Regions from separate parts of the Homo sapiens genome. Here region 1 is linked to region 2. A link is a contact called in ENCODE Hi-C or POLR2A ChIA-PET data. All regions are on one chromosome and are shown on one strand. The core of a region is the stretch at or near the end of the contact, and the rest is flanking DNA. Distances in the headings are between cores, read along the strand shown. Region 1 overlaps CSTPP1 (centriolar satellite-associated tubulin polyglutamylase complex regulator 1). Region 2 holds the start of NR1H3 (nuclear receptor subfamily 1 group H member 3).

Region 1 (3,127 bases), core at 419-2,918, 100 kb after region 2:
GGGCTCCCGGTTCAGTCTCAGTGGCACCAGCTAGCGGATGGAGCATGGGCAGGGGGTGGCGAGGAGAGGGTGCAACTGTAATGCAGCCAAGGTTTCTTTTCATATACTTAAGCAGTAAATCCTTTCATTCTGCCGTGAGGACCATTTAGTTCAGAATAAATACAGCTGATCAGAAAAGGCAAAAAGAACAGCTAAGGGGTTTAAAGGGTCTTGGCAAGTGGTACTGAGATTTAATAAGCTACCAAAGGGCCAGAACAGCGACAGACACCGCCACCCTGGGGCACAGATGGCAGACAAGGGGAGAGGGCAAAGAGCTATTGGGGAATCTGCACTTGTGAGGGTCAAAACCCACACTCATCTTGTGCTGCCGCCCTGCTCCTCCTTGCATCCATGTTCACAGGTTGCCCACCCAACGGTTTTCCTGTCTCTAGTCCCTCCCACTGAGGACCCACCTCACAGGAAGAAAACCGTCTGACTCATAAAGGGATCCGACCAAGGCTATGTTCATCCTCTGCTCAGCACCTCATCTGAGCCAGGACAAGAAGAGAAGGAAACGAGCGTTTGCTGGGCTCCATCACATGCCAGGCAGGCGCCAAGCTATCAGATGGGGTGGGGCGGGCCCCCAATCTGTTTCTGATCAGGTCCTTCTGGCTTTATCTTTCTTTTTTTCTTTTTTCAGTTGTTTTTGGCCAGGCGCGGTGGCTCATGCCTGTAATCCCAGCACTTTGGGAGGCCGAGATGGGTGAATCATTTGAGGTCAGGAGTTCGAGACCAGCCTGGCCAACATGGTGAAACCCCACTTCTACTAAAAATAGAAAAATTAGCTGGGCATGGTGGGCACCTGTAGTCCCAGCTACTCAGGAGGCTGAAGCAGGAGAAGCGCTTGAACCTGGGAGGCGGAGGTTGCAGTGAGCGGAGATCACACCACTGCACTCCAGCCCGTGAGACAGAGAGAGACCCTGTCAAAAAAAAAACAAAAAAAGTTTTCTTTTGCTCTCTCATATTTTTCTAAATCTCTCTCCACTTCCCTGAGTCAGAGGTTTCCCAGACTGGCAACTGGATCAGCCCCAGAGAAAGCCAGGATTGCTCACTGCTGGGGAAAGGGCTTCACAGAGACTACGATATTGTGGTGCCACTCCCTTTGCTGCGATCTTCCTGAAGAGAGACAGTGGTTCCTGCCTAGTCTTTATTGTAATACAGATAACAATAGAAGCAGGTGCCATTTCCTGAGTGCCCTACTGCGTGGCAGGCTATTGAGGTATTTAACTGCATTCGTTAAATTTTATCCCACAACAATCCTACAGGTGGGTCTTATTATTTCCATTCTACACGTGAAGAGTCTGAGGCTCAGAGGTCAGCCTGCCAAAGTCACACACACAGCTGGGGAGCTTGCTGGACTCCACAGGCCACACATCTTCCATGAGAGCACACTGCCTCTTTGAAAATAAAGCTGCAGAGCAAAAACACTAACATTTTACCTCCTAGTTTCTGTGGCTGATTTATTTTCTTTCTTGTTACTGATATGTTAGGCATCTCCTGGGGAGAACGACAGCTGCCTCCACCACCAGAGTTCAACACTAGAATTCCAGCTGGAAGAAATTCAAGGCTGGAGGGCGGGAAGAAGCAGTGCCGCTGAGGGCCACAAGAGGGTGCCCTGGTCCCTCTGTCAGTAGTTCACAGGACTAAGTGCAGTGCCAAAGGCCAAGTGGTTACCCCATCTCATAACCCAAGGAAAACCCAGGCAGCAGAACAGCTCCCTCCCCACCCAGATGGCAGAATCTGTTTTGACATCTGGATTGAGGGAGCAGGGAGACAGCAGAGAGCGGGCAGCTAGAGAGGACTGGGGTTAGCAAAGACCTCCAAACTGCAGAGGAAGAGTGAGCTCCCCCGGGAGCGCTCAGGGAGCAAGGGCCACCAGCACCTCAAAGCTTTTCCTTGGCAGGCTCAGCAGGGCAGGCAAAGGCTCTGGACATGAGAAGCCACTGACTTTCCTTTACTGCCCTGTTCTCAGGACAGCTGGAGCCCCAATAGTCTAAAGTGAATTACGACAGAACAGCACTGGGCTGTGAATATCCCCAAGCAGGAAACCACCAGGGAGCCCAAGGCTTTCCCCGTGTTCCATGGCTTCTGTTGATCATCAGTTGGAACACAGCACTCCCATAGCAGCAACTTCCACTTGCTATTTATTTACATTGTGATATAATGACACACCATAAAAGTCACCCTTTAAAAGCGTACAATTCAGTTTTTTAGTATATTCACAAAGTAGCGCCACCATCACCACTGTCTAATTACAGAAGTTACCTCCATTTGCAATTCTCACCAATAGGCCCATTCCAGAGCCTGCCTCGGAGCAGAAGCTTGAGCTCGTACTTCCCAAAGGGCTACCCCTGCCTCGCAGCCTCGCGGAAGCCTTAATGCTGAGTGCCACTAGCATCTTCCTCTTTCAGCCACAGATGGGACTAGAAGCTATAAACAGGGCACACCCTTCCAGCCTCAGAAGTGGTCTGCAGCTTTCTGCTAGGGGCCATCTTGACCTCAAACATCAGCAGTCCCTTTGGAGATGGGCCGTTGCAGAAGAGGGGGCGCACACCGTGGGAGGGTAGGAGTGTCCGTCAGAGCAGGGCAGCCCTGCAGGTGCCCTTAATACGGGTAACAATAGAGGCATTTTTTTTTTTTTTGAGTCTTGCTCTGTTGCCCAGGCTGGAGTGCAGTGGTGCAGATCGGCTCACTGCAACCTCCGCCTCCTAGGTTCAGGTGATTCTCCTGCCTCAGCCTCCCTAGCAGCTGGGATTACAGGTGCCTGTCACCATGCCCGGCTAATTTTTGTATTTTTAGTAGAGACAGGGTTTCACCATGTTGGCCAGGCTGGTCTCGAACTCTTGACCTCAAGTGATCCGCCTATAGAGGCAGGTATCTTTCCTGAGTACCCTACCTCATGGCAGGCTATTAAGGCATTTGACTACATTAATTAAATTTTATTCTACAACAGTCCTACGGGTGGGTCTTATTGTTATTTCCATTCTACAGGTGAAGAGTCTGAGTCTCAGAGACTGGGGAGCTGAAACATATGCCGAGCAGGAGGGAGTAGGGGGCGAGTGAAGCGGGTGCAGACAGAGGCGAGGGC
Region 2 (3,367 bases), core at 1-2,500:
GGCACAGGGGCCCCCAGCCACAAGGACATCTCTTCCTGGAGCCCTGGTCATTACCAAGGCACTGTCCTGCAGGAAGGACCCAGATTATACTCTTCTAGAACTGGGCTCCTTTCTGGCCTCAGCTCCCTTCTCCACCTGATCCTCCCTTTTATCAATATCAACAATATCAGCTAACATTTACTTGCCATATATTAGCCTGTACTAAGGCTTTATTATATTACTATTATGTTTTTTAGAGACAGGTTCTCCCTATTTTGCCCAGGCTAGTCTAGGAATTCCTGGGCTCAAGTGATCCTCTCACCTGGGCCTCCCAAAGTGTGGGGATTATTGGAGTAAGCCACTGCGCCCAGCCTGTTATAAGGCTTTATGTGCTTTCCTCATAATATCCCTCTGAGGTCAAAACTATTAATTTTTTTTTTGAGATGGGGTCTCTCTATGTTGCCCAGGCTGGAACTCAGTGCTATTCACAGGTGCAATAATAGGACACTATCGCCTCAAACTACTGGGCTGAAGCAATCAGGTTTCAGCTTCCTGAGTATCTGAGATTATGGGCGCACGCTACTGCTCCTGGCTCAGGACTATTCTTAAACTCATTTTACAGATAAGCAAACTGAGGTTCAAAGAGATTAAGTAACTATGGTCACACAGTTAGGCGGCGGTAGAGTCAAGACTCCAACCCTCCTCTGACTCCAAAGTCTGGGCTCCCAGCCACCGTGCCGGCTTTTCTCCCCCAAAGTCCCCTCCAGGCCAGCAGGGAATGTTTGGGTGCATCTGCCCTGCTTCTCTTGGGCCCCTTCCCCCTCACTCCAACACTGAGGACAGCTCACTCCACCCAGTGAAACACGCTGCTTATTAGAGAACCTCGCTCGTGCCACTTTCCAGGGTCCCAGCACAAACCTGTCTCCAAGAATCTCCCCAATTCACATAGAGGACCTCCTCCCCTGAGCCCCTCATGAGTTATTCTGGGACCCAGAGTCCTGCTCCTGTCCCAAGCTTCCATCACCATCACCCCTCACTTCTCCCCAGAAACCCCCTTCTCAGATCCTTAGGACATTCCCCGACCCCACCCCAGATACACACACAGAGCCCCAGGCCACTGCTAAGGAGCAGACCCACCAAATCCCCAGGCCACCAGACTTCCTGGGTGGGCAGTCTCTGGAGCCCCCTTGCTGGGAGAAGAGGATGGTGCAGTTTCCTGTCCAGAAGTCTCGGTGGCCAGCCAGTGAGCTGGAGCTGAGCACAAGCAGGACCTGGAGCCCCAGAGAAGTAGCAATTTGGGGAAAGGCTGAGGGGAGGGACTGCCGAGGGGTCAGGCCACCCCTCCTTCCTGCCTGGTGACCACAGCCCTCCCCTCCTCACCCCCGCCCACAGGGCAGCTTCTCCACCAGGCTGGCTCCTCCCCAGCCGGCCACCCCCTCTCCCGCCACTCCCGCCCCCTACTCCCGGCCAAAACAGTGGCATTTCCCTGCAGACCAGCCAAGTTCCATGTCTCTCCCCTTCCTCTCCTTACCCAGCGCTCTTAGCAGCTCTTGCAAAAGGACTGCCTCCCAGGAACCCCCACCCCAATCCCAGCAGCCTCCAGAATCGTGTTCCCTCCCCTCCATAGGCACCTCGTGGAGCAAAGGTCCCAGCACGGCCCGGAATTGCGACACTGAGCCCCAGCGGCTTTCCCAGCCTCCCTCCTCCTCCCTTGCCTCTGGGAAGAGGCCAAGAAGCTCTCCCCACTAGCCCCAGGCCTCAGCCAAGCTGGTAGAAATCCAGGGGTGGAGAGAGGCAGGTGCTGGGCCTTCCAGGGAGTTTCTGAAAGTGGGTGCCCTGCGGGGGCCACAGATAAGAGAGGAGGCCAGGAGAGCCTTTGATAGGAAATCTGCTATGAGCAGTGGCAGGCCTGGGATAGGGGTGGAGGTGGCAGAAGGAAGACAGGCAACTCAGGTGGCAGCCCAGGATGGACCTGGGAAGGTATGCGGGTTGCCTCTTCTGGGGAACAACCCCATCTGAAGTGATGGCAGGCTCCAACCAGCAGCTACTGAGACTATAGTCATTCTTCCTACTCTGCTGCCTGGGGCATGAAATCCATCCCTGAAAGTAGACATCATATTTTATTGATTTCATCTCCCCCAACACCCCTGAAACAGGGCTGGCATAGATGTGGCAACAGAGTAGGTACTGTGTTCCTATTTGTTGAATGAATAACAAGAAAAATATAATATATTCTCGGCCGGGCGCGGTGGCTCACGCCTGTAATCCCAGCACTTTGGGAGGCCGAGGCAGGCGGATCACGAGGTCAGGAGATCGAGACCATCCTGGCTAACACGGTGAAACCCCGTCTCTCCTAAAAATACAAAAAATTAGCCGGGCATGGTGGCAGGCGCCTGTAGTTCCAGCTACTCGGGAGGCTGAGACAGAAGAATGGCGTGAACCCGGGAGGCAGAGCTTGCAGTGAGCCGAGATTGCGCCACTGCACTCCTGCCTGAGTGACAGAGCGAGACTCTGTCCCCAAAAAAAAAAAAAAAAGAAATATTATTCTCGTCTATCCCGTACTTATTAGCCCTAGTCAATTTTTTTTATTATTCCTTTTTTTTTTTTTTTTTACCTTTTTTGGGGTAGGGTCTCACTATGTTGCCCAGGCTGGCTTCACACTCCTGGGCTCAAGCCATCCTCCCACCTCAGCCTTCCAAAGTGCTAGGATTACAGGCACACGCCATCACAACTGCTGTAGTCAATTTCAACTCAGCATGTTGATTTAGCGTTCAGACTCTGGGCTCAGATTTTGGGTTCAAATCCTAAACCTCTTATTACCTATGTGATCTTGATTGAGCAAGTTACTTAACGTCTCTGAATCTTTGTTTCCCTATCTTTAAAATAAGAATAGTTGAGCCAGCAATGGTGTGTTGAAAAATAAATAGAACGGGCACGGTGGCTCACGCCTGTAATCCCAGCACTTTGGGAGGCCTAGGCGGGTGGATCACTTGAGGTCAGGAGTTCGAGACCAGCCTGGCCAACATGGTGAAACCCCGTCTCTACTAAAAATACAAAAGTTAGCCAGGCATAGTGATGCGGGTCTGTAATCCCAGCTACTCGGGAGGCTGAGGGAGGAGAATCACTTGAATCTGGGAGGTTGCAGTGAGCCGAGATTGTGCCACCACACTCCAGCCTGGGTGACAGACTGAGACTCCATCTCAAAATAAAAAAAAGAAAAAGAAAGAAAGATAAATAAAATAGGGATAATAGTAATTTTTACCACACAAGGTTGTTGTGGGATTGAAACTACAGATCATGCAGGGTGCGGTGGCTCATGCCTGTAATCCCAGCAGTTTGGGAGGCCAAGGCAGATGGATCACTTGAGGTCAGGAGTTCCAGACCAGCC

Evidence for each region. Hi-C counts contacts between places; a loop is a spot of excess contacts on that map. ChIA-PET counts read pairs that join two places held with the same protein, here RNA polymerase II (POLR2A). Pooled maps may share reads with other maps.
Region 1: a map of endothelial cell of hepatic sinusoid shows a loop between it and region 2 (4-fold over the local background). The contact joins the enhancer-like site here to the promoter of NR1H3 in region 2. A Hi-C loop is called at or near these places in 1 of 168 maps with a recorded cell type or tissue (endothelial cell of hepatic sinusoid) and 7 of 50 pooled maps. POLR2A ChIA-PET finds 5 or more read pairs at or near these places in 8 of 52 experiments (CD8-positive, alpha-beta memory T cell, Caco-2, HEK293 and 5 more).

Annotation. Positions count from the first base shown.
Region 1 is chr11:47,151,797-47,154,923 of GRCh38, reverse strand. The region is part of intron 4 of CSTPP1 (centriolar satellite-associated tubulin polyglutamylase complex regulator 1); the gene reads right to left. It overlaps LOC124902672 (a long non-coding RNA gene), which reads left to right. Exons shown (of 2, transcript XR_007062668.1): 2 at 401-1,477. Among named protein-coding and RNA genes, the nearest start is that of ARFGAP2, 24 kb to the left of the region's middle. RefSeq lists an enhancer at 1,515-1,594. Within about 2 kb of position 1,668, at least 5 of the 41 ENCODE cell types and tissues checked have a DNase peak (open chromatin) inside an H3K27ac peak, as active enhancers do.
Region 2 is chr11:47,255,879-47,259,245 of GRCh38, reverse strand. It overlaps NR1H3 (nuclear receptor subfamily 1 group H member 3), which reads right to left and starts at 1,250. Exons shown (of 10, transcript NM_005693.4): 1 at 1,117-1,250; 2 at 1-66. The coding sequence starts at 29.